Regions from separate parts of the Homo sapiens genome. Here region 2 is linked to region 1. Evidence: chromatin contacts called from ENCODE Hi-C data. All regions are on one chromosome and are shown on one strand. The core of a region is the stretch at or near the end of the contact, and the rest is flanking DNA. Distances in the headings are between cores, read along the strand shown. Region 1 holds the start of C2CD2 (C2 calcium dependent domain containing 2). Region 2 holds the start of RSPH1-DT (RSPH1 divergent transcript).

Evidence for each region. Hi-C counts contacts between places; a loop is a spot of excess contacts on that map. Pooled maps may share reads with other maps.
Region 2: a loop to region 1 is called in a pooled map, with 4 times the contacts of the local background. The contact joins the promoter of RSPH1-DT here to the promoter of C2CD2 in region 1. A Hi-C loop is called at or near these places in 5 of 50 pooled maps.

Annotation. Positions count from the first base shown.
Region 1 is chr21:41,951,802-41,959,583 of GRCh38, forward strand. It overlaps C2CD2 (C2 calcium dependent domain containing 2), which reads right to left and starts at 2,217. Exons shown (of 14, transcript NM_015500.2): 1 at 1,569-2,217. The coding sequence starts at 1,847. RefSeq lists enhancers at 1,189-1,963, 4,319-4,398, 7,075-7,782 and a silencer at 1,840-2,509.
Region 2 is chr21:42,493,662-42,501,287 of GRCh38, forward strand. It overlaps RSPH1-DT (RSPH1 divergent transcript), which reads left to right and starts at 2,878. Exons shown (of 3, transcript NR_135518.1): 1 at 2,878-3,004; 2 at 3,162-3,272; 3 at 3,572-3,782. RSPH1 (radial spoke head component 1) reads right to left here and starts at 2,563. Exons shown (of 9, transcript NM_080860.4): 1 at 2,472-2,563. The coding sequence starts at 2,525. It also overlaps a transcript of SLC37A1 not described here. RefSeq lists silencers at 2,520-2,639, 2,670-2,909 and an enhancer at 5,645-6,145.

The DNA.
Region 1 (7,782 bases), core at 967-3,466:
ATCCATAGATGTCAGGAAACGAACCATCCCAAATATACAGGAGGTAGGGTCACTGCCTCTAAGCCTGAAACTCCAGAGTTAGAAGCTGAACTTAAAGGTCATTCACCCAACACTTGCCTGCCTCCTACAAAGGACACAGATGAGACTGGTGCCCAATCAAGCCACCAGCCTGGAGGGGACTCAGCCTCAGAAGCCTTGATTCCAGGTCAGTCAGGGGTCAGTGATGGCAGCTTCCTGGGGAAATACCTGCATTTGCTCCTGGATGTGAGGCCAACAGGGGTGGAGGGCTCCCACAAGAGACAGCTGGTTTCCCTGAGACACTCTCCAGCTCTGGACAGCTGAGGCACAGATTCTGGGCACCAGGACAAAAGTCAGTCAACTGACCCTGAAGCCTTTTTCCTCCAAAAAGTACAGTCATTTATGTTCTTTTTCAAGAGTTCAAAACAAGGTCTCTTGATTTGTTGGATGGCTGCTAACTGATAGTCAAAGCTTTTTTGTTTTTTAATTCCATGGCCATGTCTTCCAAGGCCATGCACAAGGACCAGGCACAGGGCCCGCCATGGAATATTTTGAAGGTTGATGGGGCCGGACATTGAAAATGAGCAATTCTGCTATTTCCACAGCGAATGACCACTGAGCTGCACAGGCATGTGCAGGAAACTGTGGCCTGGAAGGGCGGAGCAGCGGCCAAGACTAGGGGTGCCTCCCCAAACCCACCCAGGCTCCAACTTCTCCTGTGAAATGCCTAAGAATAGTACATGCCAGGAGCTTGTCGTTATACTAAGATGTCTTAAAAGCAAAAATAAGTCAACGAGTAATCAGCGACTACAGAAACACCCACAGGACTGTGAGGCAGCAGAGGTAAGACACGAGGCCCTTAGCTTGCAGGCCAGGGCAGCTGGATTCACATGCCAGCTCTGCCGCCCACGAGCTGTGTGGCACTGGGCAGGCTGCTTGCCCTCTCCGGGCCTTGGTTTCCTCATCTGTAAAACAGTGATAACACCCCTGTCCCGGGAGTTGTGAGGATTCAGAGATGGCAGACGCACCGAAAGCCTCGGTAGGATGTCTGCCCAGCGGCTGGCCCTCAGCAAACGGTCACTATTTTTATATGCCAAGAAATGCAAGTCTTTGGAGATAAATTCTTGGTGAAATTCAGCTCTATGAGAGGCGGAAGCACATTGGGGTCACAGCTATTCATGTATCATGTGCAAGCTCAGTAAGTGTCCGATCGGGCACGGGAATTCGCCCCGGGACTCCAGGCAAGGCAGGTACTGGCTGGCGCGGATGAGCACTTCTGACGGTCCCTCCAACTGCCAGCCTGTCCCTCGCGGAGCCCAGGGCCTGGAGCACCTGCCGTTTGGAGAATAAAATCAATCACTTTGTCTTGTCTCTCCGTCAAGGGGCCTCGCTCCCCCGTCTCTCTCCTAACTCTCGAGGATGGTCTGCGCTGGGGGGAGGACTCCCTTAGCCTGGGTCAGGGGCTGCAGCGACGCCTCCAGGAAAGACCTCGGCCCGGACCGCCCGCCCCGGCATCTGCCGCCCCCCGGCCCGCAGTCCCGGAAACTCACCCCTTTCCTCTCGGCCTCCTCGTTCAGGGCGGTCACCCAGGCCGCCTGCCACTGGCTCCTCCAGCTGCCCAGCGTCAGGATCCAGGAGAGCAGCGCGTCGGACCCCGGGCGCGGCCCCTCTCCAGGCTCCACCGCCCGCCGCTGGGGCTGGGGTCGCGCCCTGGCCAGCGCCCACTGCGCCAGGTACAGGCCTACCGTGGCCAGGGCCGCGACGAAGAGCGACACCAGCGCGAGCCACTGCGCCTCCCCGAGCCACGAGCCCAGCCGGGCCATGGCCATGGCGCATCCCCGGCCCGCCTCGCCCCAACTTCCCCGGCAGCCCCGGGCCGGAACGGCGGACTCAGGACACGCGCTGGCTGCGGCCACAGCGCGCTGGGGGCGTGGAGGGGGCGCGGCGGGGTCGGAGCCCGGCGAGGAGCGTGGCCGGGGGCCTCTGGGCGGGCAAGCGGGGAGGAAACGCGCGGCGGCCGCGGCCCGGGCTGGGCGCAAGCCCCGCACACCTGCGGAACAGGGGCGCGAGCGGACCCCGCGGCCCGCGCTCCCGACTCGGCGTCTGGGAAGTTCCTGGGCCGCTGCGGGCCGCGCTTCCTCCTGCGCGCGCCGCCCCGGGCGTCCCGCCCGCGGCCCAGCGGTGGCCGGAGGAGGCTCTGGCCGCGGGGCGGGGCGGGGCGGGGGCGGTGCCCGAGGGAGGGGGCGCGGCCGGGCCTGCGGGGGCCGCAGTCCTCCCCCCTGCTCCCAACGCGGCGTGCCCCCGCCCCCCTAAAGGCCCGGCCTTCCCGGCCCCGCCACGTGCGCGCGTCGCCCGCCCCTCCGGCGCCTGCCCGCGGGCCGCGAGGTGACCCGGGCCTCCGGATTCATCAGCCCAACCCCGGCGGCTGCTGTGCGGCTGCTTGGCTTGGCTCGTGTGCGCGCTTGCACAAGTGCGTGTGTGTGCACATGTGTGAGTGTGCGTGTGCACAGCGCGCAGTCAGGGTGATTTCGAGGACTGCCATTTGCTCGCCAGCGAGACAGGATCCAGGCTCAGTCCTCGGAAAGTCCCTGGAAATCCGTGGCTGCCCCTGGAGCCAGGGGCTGGGCCTGCCTTAGGGGGCGTGCTTCTCAGAGGCAAGGAGGGGCTCAGCACCAGGCCCAGGCCCTGCCTTCTGTGTGGCTGTGTCATTCATTCAGTGTGCGGGTGGGGCGGGGGTGCATGTGGTGTGATGTGTGTGGCGCATGTGGTGTGATGTGTTGTGGGTGTGGTGTGTGGTGCACAGGATGGTGTGAGTGTGTATGTGTGGTGCATGGGTGTGGTGTGTGTGTAAGCGTGGTGCATGTGGTGTGGTATGTGTGTTGCGTGCCAGTGTGGTGCATGTGGTGTGTGTGATGTGTAAGCGTGGTGCATGTGGTGTGGTGCGTGTGTGGTGTGTCGGTGTGGTGCATGGGTGTGTGTACGTGTGATGTGTAAGTGCACAGCATGTGGTGTATGTGTGTGGTGTGTGGTGCACAGGATGGTGCGAGTGTGTATGGTGGTGCATGGGTGTGTATGTGTGATGTATAAGTGCAGTGTGTGTGGTGTGTGTGTGTGGTGTGTGTGTGTGATGTGTAAGCGTGGTGCATGTGGTGTGGTGCGTGTGTGGTGTCGGTGTGGTGCATGGGTGTGTGTACGTGTGATGTGTAAGTGCACAGCATGTGGTGTGTGTGTGTGGTGCATGTGGTGTGTGTGGTGTGTATGTGTGATGTGGTGTGGTGTATGTATGTGGTGTGTCAGTGTGGTGCGTGTGTGTGTGGTGCACAGGGTGATGTGAGCGTGTGTGTGTGGCACATGGGTGTGGTGTGGTGCTGTGTGTATATGTATTGTGTAAGTGCGTTGCATGTGGTGTGGTTTGTGTGTGTGGTGAACACGGTGGTGTGTGTATGTGTGGTACATGGATGTGGAGTGTGTGTATGTGTAATGTGTGAGTGCGGTGCATGTGGCGTGGTGTGTGGGTGGTGTGTCAGTGTGGTGCATGTGGTATGGTGTGTGTGTGTGTGGTGTGGTGTGTGGGACATGCCCCTGTGCCCTCCTCTTGCAGAGTGGACGCGGTCCTTAGGGAGTGCCATAGAAACATACTAGCCTGAGATTCTCCGGGGCCTAAAACAGGCCTAAACCATAAAAAAGTGATTCCCCTGTTATTTTCTGCAGCTGTATTAAGGGGACTTGACCTTGAAAGGAATTAGATAGACTGAGCATTTGGCCTTCTCTTCCCTAGCCAGGAGTCTGCTGCGGGGCCAGTGGATGGTCCATCAGAGGGGATTCTGGCCCTGAATCCGTGGGCCCGGATTTTCTTCAGGAAAGAGGAAGGAATGGCACAGCAGCTGGACGGAGAGCCTTTGTGGGGAACAGGATAGGACGCTGTCAGGGAGGTGAAATTAGACGGGGATTGCCCAGGTGAGCTGGGGATGGACCCTTGCGAGCCAGGTCTGTTATCAGAAAGTGGAAATAAGAATGAGACTATCCATCCTGGCTAACATGGTGAAACCCCGTCTCTATTAAAAACACACACACACACAAAACTCAGCCGGGCGTGATGGCGGTCGCCTATAGTCCCAGCTACTCGGGAGGCTGAGGCAGGAAAATGGAGTGAACCCGGGAGGCGGAGCTTGCAGTGAGCCGAGATCGCGCCACTGCACTCCAGCCTGGGCGACAGAGCGAGACTCCGTCTCAAAAAAAAAAAAAAAAATTAAGAATGAGACCATCAGCATCCTGCAAGTGACCCATGTGTTACACACGAGCGCTCCAGTCTGCCGCAGCCTCTTAAGGGTGGGGGGAACTGCTCTTCTTTTCTTCTATTCTGTGTTATTTTAGGCAGAAACAAAAGAAATCCCTTCTTATTTGGCAGAAAAGTCTAATTATGTTCTGACCTGTAGCTAGACCTATGCAGTCAGATAATTCGAGTCCTGCTGGTCCCCTTGCCAGAATAACCGGGGTGAGGAATCCGAGGGCCCAGTGTTCCCCGTGCCATGTGTGCACACAGGCCGCCTGCGGCTGTGTGGGCAGTGACGAGAGCCTGTCCTGTGTGACCGGTGGAACCCGTCTCATTCCTTCAGGTCTCAGGTGTGCTGGCCCATCCCACTTACTTATTTAGAGGCTTGTAACAAACTGTAAACTAACCAGCACCCCTAGTTTGGGATTTGTCACACTTCCATGTGACAAATTTTCTTTTCTTTCTTTCTTTAATTTCTTTCTGTATTTTGAGGCAGAGTCTCACTTTGTCACCTAGACTGGAGTGCAGTGGCACAATCTCGGCTCACTGCAACCTCCGCCTTCCAGGTTCAAGCAATTCTCCTGCCTCAGCCTCCCGAGTAACTGGGACTACAGGCGCCTGCCACCACGCCAGCTAATTTTTGTATTTTTAGTGGAGACGGGGTTTCACCATGTTGGCTAGGCTGGTCTTGAACTCCTGACCTCAGGTGATCTGCCCACCTCAGCCTCCCAAAGTGCTGGGATTACAGGTGTGAGCCACTGTGCCTAGCCCCGTTAAGTGTTTTCAAAGATAATGTCAACATGTAGATATTGGATTACTTACGTGTAGAAGCAAATCGAGGGAAAATAAGGAATGATGCAGGCTTGCAGGACAATGCAGTTGGCCAAAACACGAAATCGGAACAGAAACATCTTATAAATCTATGAAAAAGAGCAGGCTCCCTTTACACAAGCTCCCAGCCCTACACATCCACCAACTCCCAGTCCCCTTCTCCCACTGCAGAAGACACTGGAGGGCTGGGTTCTCCCAGAGCACAGGATTCTGCCTCACCCCCAGTGACATTTCCTGCTCCCGGCACCTCTCTCTCCACCACATCTCCCTTCCACCCAAGGAGTGAGACTGCAGCTCTGCCCGGGGAGGGCTTCTGTCTCCACCAAAACCTTCAAATGGGTCTCTGTCACTCTGCAGTGGTTGTTTGCTATTTTTAGCTGCTCATAAAGGGAAAGCACTGTGGCTGTGGCCCCTCCTGCATGCTCACCTTGAGCTCCCAGCTCCCAGCTGTTTAGGTCAAGCTAAGCCCGCTTCCCATCCATCTGCTGGGTCCACCAGAAACCTTGAACCAGGGCTGCCTTCGCTAGCATGGCAGGCCTCCAGGCGGGAAGGAGGAAGCCAAGTGTCTAAATTCTTCATAATGCTTTACAGTAGCTGGGTTTGAGGCCACAGTCAAGAGCCACTGTTCTATTTTTCACTTTAAAACATTTCTAAATGCTGGTGGTGGAGATGAGAATTGTCTGTTGGATGATCTCTGCTGAGTCACCCAGTCTTGGGTGCAGTGCCTCATCCCTGCCTCAAAGCTGTAAGTCTTTGAACGTCTTCCTCTCCCAAGCCCAGGAGGTTCTGGGATGCTGTGACATTTTTAGAAATTAATAGATATGTCTAGTGTCATGTATGTCATGTATCGCACGTCTATAAACAGTTATACTTTGTTATACTTTTGGGTTTTAAAAAATTCTTTTAGAAAAATGTGGGACTTTTGTTAAGTTTTCAATGTCATTCTTAAATTTCTAGAAGCAGGGAAAAGAAGAGCGTCCAAAATGTTTATAGTTTGTCTCTGAGTGAAAAGTTTCCCCTTCACCCTGAAGCAGTTCACATTATTAGTATTGCTTGAATTATCAAGTTGTGCCCCAATATTGTGAGACCAGCACCTTGGGGGCCCCGGGGAGCTGTGATGGTCACTTCACAGGCCCTACCAGGGACCTCTAGCAAGTGGAAATACACAGCTTCCCCCCAGCAGCACTTGGGGGCAGACGTTTCGAGAATTCCCTCTTAGCAAAATGCTTTTAGCACTTGGCTCAGTGCCCTCGGCAGCTGCTGTGGGAAGCGAGATTTCTGGAGACCAGAGAGGCTGTGGAGACATTTGACCCAATCTCCTTGGCTCCATCTCACTGGCTTAGTCATTTCCACCACCTGGAGGCTGGAATGTGCTTCGAGTCTATTTCCTGTACTGCTCACAGGGTCAATACCGGAGCCGGCGGACCCAACCAAAGGTCACCCGTGGCCAGAGCCTGGCCCGGCGCCAGACAGGGCTTTCCCCCCGAAGAGGGGCCGTGAGTTCTTCTAGTAATCATTTGCATGACTTATGGAGATGCTGTTCATGATGCCTTCCCCAGGAGGAAAGCAGCAATGCTGAGTAACTGCACTAACTCCCCAGGTGAGCCTCAGATGCCGCGTGAACAGTCTCTGAGAGTGAAGACCAGACTGCACGTCTGCCGTCCCTCCCAGGACCGACTGATGGAAATGGTAGTGCCATCGGCTGAGCCCCTGCCACCCTCTTGCTCCCTCCCGGGTCCCCACAGATGCACCAGGCACCCTAAGTCACCTTACGGGCGTTCAGAAAGTCATGGCTGTGTGTACCGAGCATTTCCCACCATCAGATACCACCTGGGTACTCAACTTCATGGACTCGCTTCATTTTCACAGCAACACGCAAACGAGAGCATCGCCCCATTTTAAAAATAAGGAAACTGAGTTCAGAGAAGCTCAGTAACTATCCAAGGCCACCCAGCAAGAAAGTGGCTGAGGCAGGGTTTGACCCCAGGGGCCGTGTTCTCTCCATCTCCTTTCATAAAGGTCAAGGCAAACAAATTCTCCAAAAAGAGAAAAATGTTAAAAGCTGGAAATAGAGGCCCCATTGCTAACATTCATGTGCAAAGATCTGCCTGAAGAATTGTCTTTTGTGTTCTGAAGTCCAGGAGACATGGCCTCTCAAACCCAGAGGGGAAGTTCACTCCCGGAGCTTCTGTGAAGTCCCAAGTCCTTTCTGGGAAAGACGAGAGATGAATCCAGCCCTAGCATTTGCCGTGATCAGTGTCTCTGCACAGGCGCCCACCTAGGAGAGCCTCCCAGGGTGTCCACCACCCACCCTAACAGTGAACAGCAGATACGCTGCTCCTTCAAATCCCACCCTGGTGGCGGCTCCTCAGGGACCCTGAGTCACGCCATGATGCTGGGAGGCGGCCGGGCAGCGTCAGAGGCAGGGCCTGCCAGCCTGCTGCAGGCCAGCCAGGCCTGCCAAGAGTCTGCCCCGGGCAACCCCGATGATGCATCCTGCGAGTCTGTGCCCATGCCGGGCAGACGAAGGAATGTGGCCCAGATGGCTGCCCTGCCTCTGCCAGGTGGCTTGGTTAAGCCTCCCTTGGGAATGCCCAGGAGCAAGGTGACTTGACATTTTTGCCTGTACCCAAGGCTGGGACCAATTTTATGAATGAAAA
Region 2 (7,626 bases), core at 1,628-4,127, 540 kb after region 1:
TAAGTTTATCTTATTTTTAAGACCCCTAGCAAGAGACTTAAGGTTCGAACACTCATGACCCAATGCTGCAATAATTATGTATCTATCTGTGGTTTGTTTTTGTTTTTGAGACAGGGCCTCACTCTGTTGCCAAGGCTAGAGTGCAGTGGCACAATCTCAGCTCACTGCAACCTCCGCCTCCCAGGCTCCAGTGATCCTTCCACCTCAGACTCCTGAGTAGCTGAGACTATAGGCATGCGCCACCATTCCCAGCTAATTTCAAAATTTTTTTGTAGAGACAAGGTCTCACTATATTGCCCTGGCTGGTCTCAAAGTCCTGGACTCAAGCGATCCTTGGCCTCCCAAAGTGCTGGAATTACAGGTATGAGCCACCATGCCTGCTCAATTATGTGTCTATCTTAAAAGTAAATAAATAAAAAATGTGATCAAAGCTTGCAATTTTCCTATCCTTCAGAAAATAAATGTTCCTTAGCACCTAATACATGGGTATAGAGTGAATATAGTAAATAATAAAATGCTGAAAGCATCCAGTAATGATTTAACATGGGTATCTCATAACATCACACTGTATTTCTTAAATATACATAATAAAATTTATTAAAAATTAAAATTAAGAAATTGAATTGGATGTATATAGACTTATTATAACACAAGTACTGACACACTACATTGAGGACTTCAGAAATAAACGTCTGTGCAATTCTTGCCCTTTTCTAGCACTGTTTGGACCACTAATTCCTGCCTAGAATATAAGGTAAAAATCTGCGACCTCACAGATTTGTTTCAGGGTTAGTTTACATCAAAATGTACAAAAGTCCCCTCCTTCTATCCAAGAGGCTTCCCAATACACCCAACACTGAGCCGCTGGGGTGGCTGAATAAGACAGAAATCCTTTAAAATGACCCCAAATGTGATCTGAACCTAAAAATTATAGGCACTAAAAAGTTACAAATCAGTGGGGCCATTTGAGGAGACAAACTAGAAATCTTGCTGGTCAAGTGTTGCAGGTTGGGTTCACCTAGAAACAGACCCTGAACAAGTGATTTTTTTTTTTTTTTGAGACAGAGTCGCTCTGTTGCCCAGGCTGGAGTGCAGTGGCGTGATCTCGGCTCACTGCAACCTCTGCCTCCCGGGTTCAAGCCATTCTCCTGCCTCAGCCTCCCGAGTAGCTGGGATTACAGGTGCCCGCCACCATGCCCGGCTAATTTTTTGTATTTTAGTAGAGACAGGGTTTCACCGTGTTGCCCAGGCTGGTCTCAAACTCCTGAGCTCAGGCAATCTGCCCACCTCGGCCTCCCAAAGTGCTGGGATTACAGGTGTGAGCCACCGCGCCTGGCCTGATTTTTTTAAGTGCTCTCCTGGGAGAAAGTAGTAAAGAGGGCAGGGAAGTAGACATGAAAGGGCAGGCAGCTAAGGAAGGATGCCTTTGCAGGTGAAGTCCCAGACTTGGCCTAATCCAACAGGGACTCTGGGGGCATCAATCGCACTGCAGACTTTGTCCTGCTTCTTGCACTAGCTACTGGCTGTCTGGCCGGATGTGAATTTCAGGCACTTCTGGCTCTCCATACTGGGCAGGTAGTTCCAGCGCACAGAGGTGATAGCTTGAGTAGCAAATCAGGCGGAAGCTGGGAGATGAGTGCCCAGAGCTAGCAAAAAGGTCTGGGCAGGCACTGACAGCACCACTGCAGAGTCGCTAGATTTTTCAGTTAATTCTGAAAGTACCTCAACTCTGTACTGTGCATGCAGACCATAGTGGCTGAGGTTCCCTATCTGTCAGCCATGGAGAGGTCACTCTCTGGAGTAGGGAGGAACTACTCTCTGGGTGATAGAAATATTCCCACACAGAACCCAGCTCACAGGCTGGATGTGCCCTCTTTCTCCTCTCTGCTGCCTAACTCAGGAAATAACTCCAAAGACCTGGGTCAGTTCAGATGGGGACTGAAGAAAGCACATGTGAGGATACGCCTATAAGGTAATATCTTCAGGAACCCTCTCCTGAGCCCAGGGCCTCCTCAGCATTTCTTGGAGGCTGCCAGGAAGCAACTATCCTCCATGCATCTAAATGCCGGGGGAGCAAATCTCAGCTACAGAAATGACTTATTCAAGGGCAGTATGGCAGCGTGGGATGATCTGCTCATCCGAGAAAACTGCCTCGATGGGAATTAACACAGGGAGGAGGAAACTTCCAAAGCCTTCCGCTGGGAAATCTTTGCCTTTAATGGGAGGCAGGATGGGGGTGGGGGAAGAACGAGGCGGCATGTGGTAACCAGACGTCACAGCGTTTCACTTTTCACCATCAACTTCCAGGACGCACGCAGGTGTGTCTGGCGTGGCCTTCGTCCCTGCCGGGGATCCTGGGGAGCTGTGGCTCAGACCTCTGGTTTCTGCGCCTCCTCACTCTCCAAACCCAACCTCGAGGTTCCCCCGCCGCTGCGCACCCTGGGAAGCCCTTTCTCACCAGGAGCTCTCACCCCAATATCATTCTCTCCCTCCTCCTCCAACTCCTCCGAGCCCAGGTCCGACATGGTCTCGCCCCAGCCTGGATCACAGCCGCAGCGCCTCTAGCAGGTGGGTAGCAACCGCCTCCACCGCCGCGTCCCGCGTCGCCATGGAGACGCGGCCGGTCCCGCCTCCCTCCCAGCCCGGAAGATGGGGAGCGGGGACAGGCGACGCGGACGAAGCGGGAGGAGCCACTGGCAGCCTTTGCGTACTGTCATAGCAACGGGAAGGGCACCTCGACCAATCACCGCCCGGGAATACGGAGGGGCGGGGCGGAAGGGACGAGGTGGAGCCAGTGGCAGCACTCTGGTGCCGTCATAGCAACGAGGGGCCGCTTCGGCCAATCACTGCTCGGGAAGCGAGGGGGCGGGGACTGGGCAGGGCCTGAGCGGGTTCTGTGCCTGGCTGCCCACCGGCTCTCTGACCTGGACCTCGCCGTCGCTGGCCCCTGAAATCCATCACTTTTGTCGGCTGTTCTGTGACGCCACAACGAGGAGCCACCTGGGTACTGGGCCCTCAAGAGGAAGGACGCGGGAAACGCGTCCGGGCCAACTCTCGAGAGGGTTTCACCCCTGCCCAGTGCGGGCACTGCCCGCTCCCTTCCGCCCCCAGGCCTCGCAGGCCCCTCCGGGGATGCTGCCCACCCCCACTTACCTTTCTAGGCTCTGCTGACCCTTCGGGATTCGCGGCTAGCTGTGATGTGTCCGCCAAGATCTCTTCTCTTGTCTGTAAACAACTTCACTCTCAAGGAGGCAGCTCTGGCCTCTCAGCAGGTGCGGCCTACAGTGATGTCCGTCCGGGTTTTACATCCTTCCCCGACCTCGACATGAGTCCCAGCCCCCTCGGGCCTCTGACTCTCAGGTGTCCCCTACGATCGCCGTCCTCTCCTCTCGCTCCTGGCTCCCCTACACTGTCACACACCCACACAATCACAGACGCACACGCATGTACACGTGCAGGCTTGGAAATCTGCTTTACCTGACGCACTCCGCCTGCCGAAGGCCCCTCACATCTCCCATTTCCTCTGCCATCATCCCAGACTGCAAAGCTGTGTTATTTGTTGTTGCTGCAGGAGCTGGGGAGGAGTGACTGAATAACTATAGGATTTGGTCTTGATGGGAGAATCCCAGAAGCCAAATCCACGCGGTGAATAAGCTGCTGATCTTCCAGAGCACACATCCCCTAGAGATTCTTCCCAATGCTAATATGAAAGGTTACAACCATAACCCATCATCAGGCCCAAATATATTACTTACTGAATAAATACACAAGTTACAACAACACACGAGATTCCAAAATTATGTCGTTTTTTAGATGCAAAGATAAAAATGTTGTAAACACCAAAATTTAACAGCTTTTCTTATGGGGAAAAGTGGGGAGTTAGGGATAACAGATGATTATTATTTTCTTCTCTACATATTGGCAGTTACCCAGTTACTACAATTAAGCATGTCCTATTTTTATAATAAAATGCCAGAAGCATTTTAAATGTTAGAAATCTAGAATGGTAACATAAGTATATGCAAATAAATACTCGTTTTTTACATTTAAAATGTCAGAAATTTAGCTTTCAAATTTGTCCTAACAATGACAGTAACCAGTGTTTACTAAGTTCTGACACTGTGTGTGGGCACTGTTTTAAGAATTTTATGAGTTATCTTATTAAATCCTCACTATCATTCCTCCATTGAACATCTAAGGAAAGGGAGTTATAGGGGGTTATAAACTAAAAATAACCTCCTAAGCCCCACCACAGCCAACTGAATGGACCCCTCTTGGCCAAGAGGGCCCCAGAAACCTTAAAAACTGCGTTCTCAGCCATGATGGGAAGGGAGGTCGAACATGCCTCACTAATACCCTTGTGCAGTTTAGACACAACAACTAACAAGCATTAATGTTAAAATAGAGATCATAAGACTGACAGAATGGACGCTGTGGCAGTAAGATACCAACTTACAAACAGGACCTAAGGCCATGCCAGGCATGAGTTAAGTCATGCATCCCTACACTTAAAAGAATAAACTATATTTTAACTACCTGGAGAAGGTCTTATGACTCGTGTTTTACATCCTGTACTTGAGCAAACAATCTTACTGTGAATCTCTCAAATCGTATCATGAGTTCCTCAGACTGTTGATGTACTAATTAATACGTAAACTACTGACACTGAAAAGGATACTGATTTGTTTCTGAATCATGACGTTTCACTGATTGTCTTGTGCATATGCAGAAAACATTTTAGCCTGTATGTTGTCATCTGTAGCCAATGACTGTAACCTCTATATTGTCCCTCCAATGAAAAAAGACAACTGCAATATGAGGAGTCCCCTTCCCATTCCTCAACTTTCTTATAAAAGCACTGCAACTTGTAACAGACTTTGGAACACACCCAACTTTGTTGGTGTGTCTTCCCCATTCAATCTTCAAATTTGGCTTTCAATAAGCCTTTATCAATTTCCGCCTCAACAGCCTTAACTTTGGTCGACAGCAGTTAAGATCCTTACCCAAGATCATACAGCTAGTGGGATTCAAATCAAGCCAGCTGACCCAAGAGCAACTGTTGCCCATCACTATACTGCCTCCCAGATCTGTGATATAAAGAAATAACTATAGTTTTCTGGCAGTGACTAAACCATCTACCAAGCAGAGGACCACTAGTTCAAATGCCTTGGATTGCAAACACCAGAGAGTGGCTTAAGCAAACCACATGGTTAAGCAAACCCTGTTCTGGATCACATCATTAGCAGCTAGACGTCTAGCTATAGCTATTAAATCCTAAGGTTTACAATTTGATTTCTATCCCATACGAATTAGCCAGGGTCTTCCCTCCCAAATCTTTCAGTCAATCTATAGTAATTTCACCACACTGTGGGTTTGGCAATTATCCAAATAATTGACACCAAAGGCAAGAAGGGGTGAACAACAGGATGGGCCTCCCGGCATCTCCTGCAGCAGCACCTGGACTGGATTCTAAATTCCTCCTTCCAGAAAGAAGCTGCATCCCAGCCCAGATCCAGCTGAGAGCCACAGCTGCCAAGAGGCAGTCGGAGCTCTGGGCACCTCTCTGTGCACCCAGGAAGCCCCAGGAGGACTTCATCAAGCCAAGTCGATGCCTCACTCAGAGCCCCAGGATCCCTGACTCCTAACCCCACAGTGACCTGGAAATGCCTGGTGATGCCAGAAGCAGCGCTTTCCAATTCTGAAGGCCCTCAAAATGCTTGTTCAGCCCACCTTCCTCCTTTCCTGGGGCGTGGGAGTGGTGGGGAGATGAGAGGCAGAAAGATGAGGACATCATCAGGAGGTTTTTCCTTACTGGAAAATGAGAGGAAATCCTCTTTCACTACTTAAAAATCAAAAGGGGCTGTCCATATTCCTCTGGCAGGGGTCTCCCATCATCCCCCGCGAGGCATTCCCATTATCCCCTGCGGAGCTTTCCCATCATCCACAGAGGCCCTTCCCATAACCCCCAAGTGGGAAGTTCGCGCAAGTGCGGCTCTGCAGGGAGGAGGGAGGGCCGAGGGGAAGGCCCTCGAGAGAGTGGAGGGCAACAGTGGCCACGGTTCCTCTGTACTTCGTTTCTTCCGTAAGAAATGATCTTCTTGTCCTTCTTAAGTATAAATGGAGCGATCCATTTCCTTTTACCCATTAACCCCTTCAAAAAGAAGAAAAACAGTCCCAGGCTGGCCATGGTTGATCTCTGCAGGGGCGCTGGTCAGGGTGCCTTCTGCTTCCTGGTGGGATGGCCTAGGCCGGGGAAACTGTTGAAACCACCCTGGGGCTGCCTTCTGTATTTTCCACAACCTTCCAGGCCCACCTCCCAGCTGGAGGCCCTGCAGCTTGGCAGTTGCCATGGCGACTGAGTCCCTAAGTGTGTCTCTTCTGAGCTCTCCTGGACAGTGTGGAGAAAAGGCCTTAAGAACTGAGGGGCTTCAGTAAAATGCAAACAGATTTTTTTTTTGTAGGCACTGTTCAGATAAAAAGCAGGGACTTTCAACAAAATGAGTTCAGGTCCATCTTAACTATAGAACTATGAGGTTGTTTATTAGAATAATTGTACTCTGGTAAATTTACCAATTTCATATATATGCATATTTATAAACAAACATATTAGAGTATATAGATAGAAAAAGTTCTATCTACATGTAGAATCGAAAACTTTTTAAAATAGTGTTGGTAGTATCACACATTGCCATTTAGTGGATAGAGACAGACCCGAGATTGGAGCCCTAGCTCCGTATACTTCTTTCTGAAGTCAGTCTACTCATCTGTAAAATGGGCTGTTGTGAGGTCAAAATTAGATATTCATAATGAGAGTAGCATAGTGCCTAGCACAAAGTAAAGCACTTAGTAAATGGGAGCTATTACTATTAATTGTACTGCTGTTAATCTTACAATAGGTTAAGCACCTTTTGTCTATCAGTATGTTTGGGGGGGAATTTTAACTCAAGTTTATCTTAATCGTTTTCAGTCGTGTTTTTTTCTTGAAAAGAATCAAACTGCCAAAGATGATTCTGTCAGTTGTTTGTGACAATCAGAAGTTAGTCTGTGACGAACAGATTAGTTTTAATGCTCATATTCATTAGCACTAATATACATAAGGGTGGGGAGAGACTGAAGCTTCTGGAAATATATAGACAGGTAGATTCTTAAGCGTAAGTAGGTATTTGAACTGTTTGTGGATTATGTCTCATAAAATTGGCACCCAGCAAGGAGGAAAATGCCAGATACACACACGCCCATACCTGAGGTATGTAGGTCAATGGAAGGCTATTGAAACACAGTTGTCAAGAGAGAAATGTAAAGTATTTTTCACCCAGGAAGTGAGATTATTCAGTGATGCATCAAAACCAGTAGGGAAAACAGTTTAGTGGACACCAGTGTGGAGACGAGATGTCAGAAAATTGGATAGACTCGAATTTCACGTTGGGTAGCAACTCAAGGACATAGCTCAGTGCTTGGCACATAGTAAGTGCTCAACCAACACAGGTTTATCAAATTAAATGTTAGATATTATTTTGCAACAGAGCTGTGCTTTATGCAGCAGTAGGAAAAGAGAAAAATTGACGTGAAATTTTTTCTTTTTCTTGTTTTTTTATTCTTAAATCACACTCCATTTTCCGAGGGCTC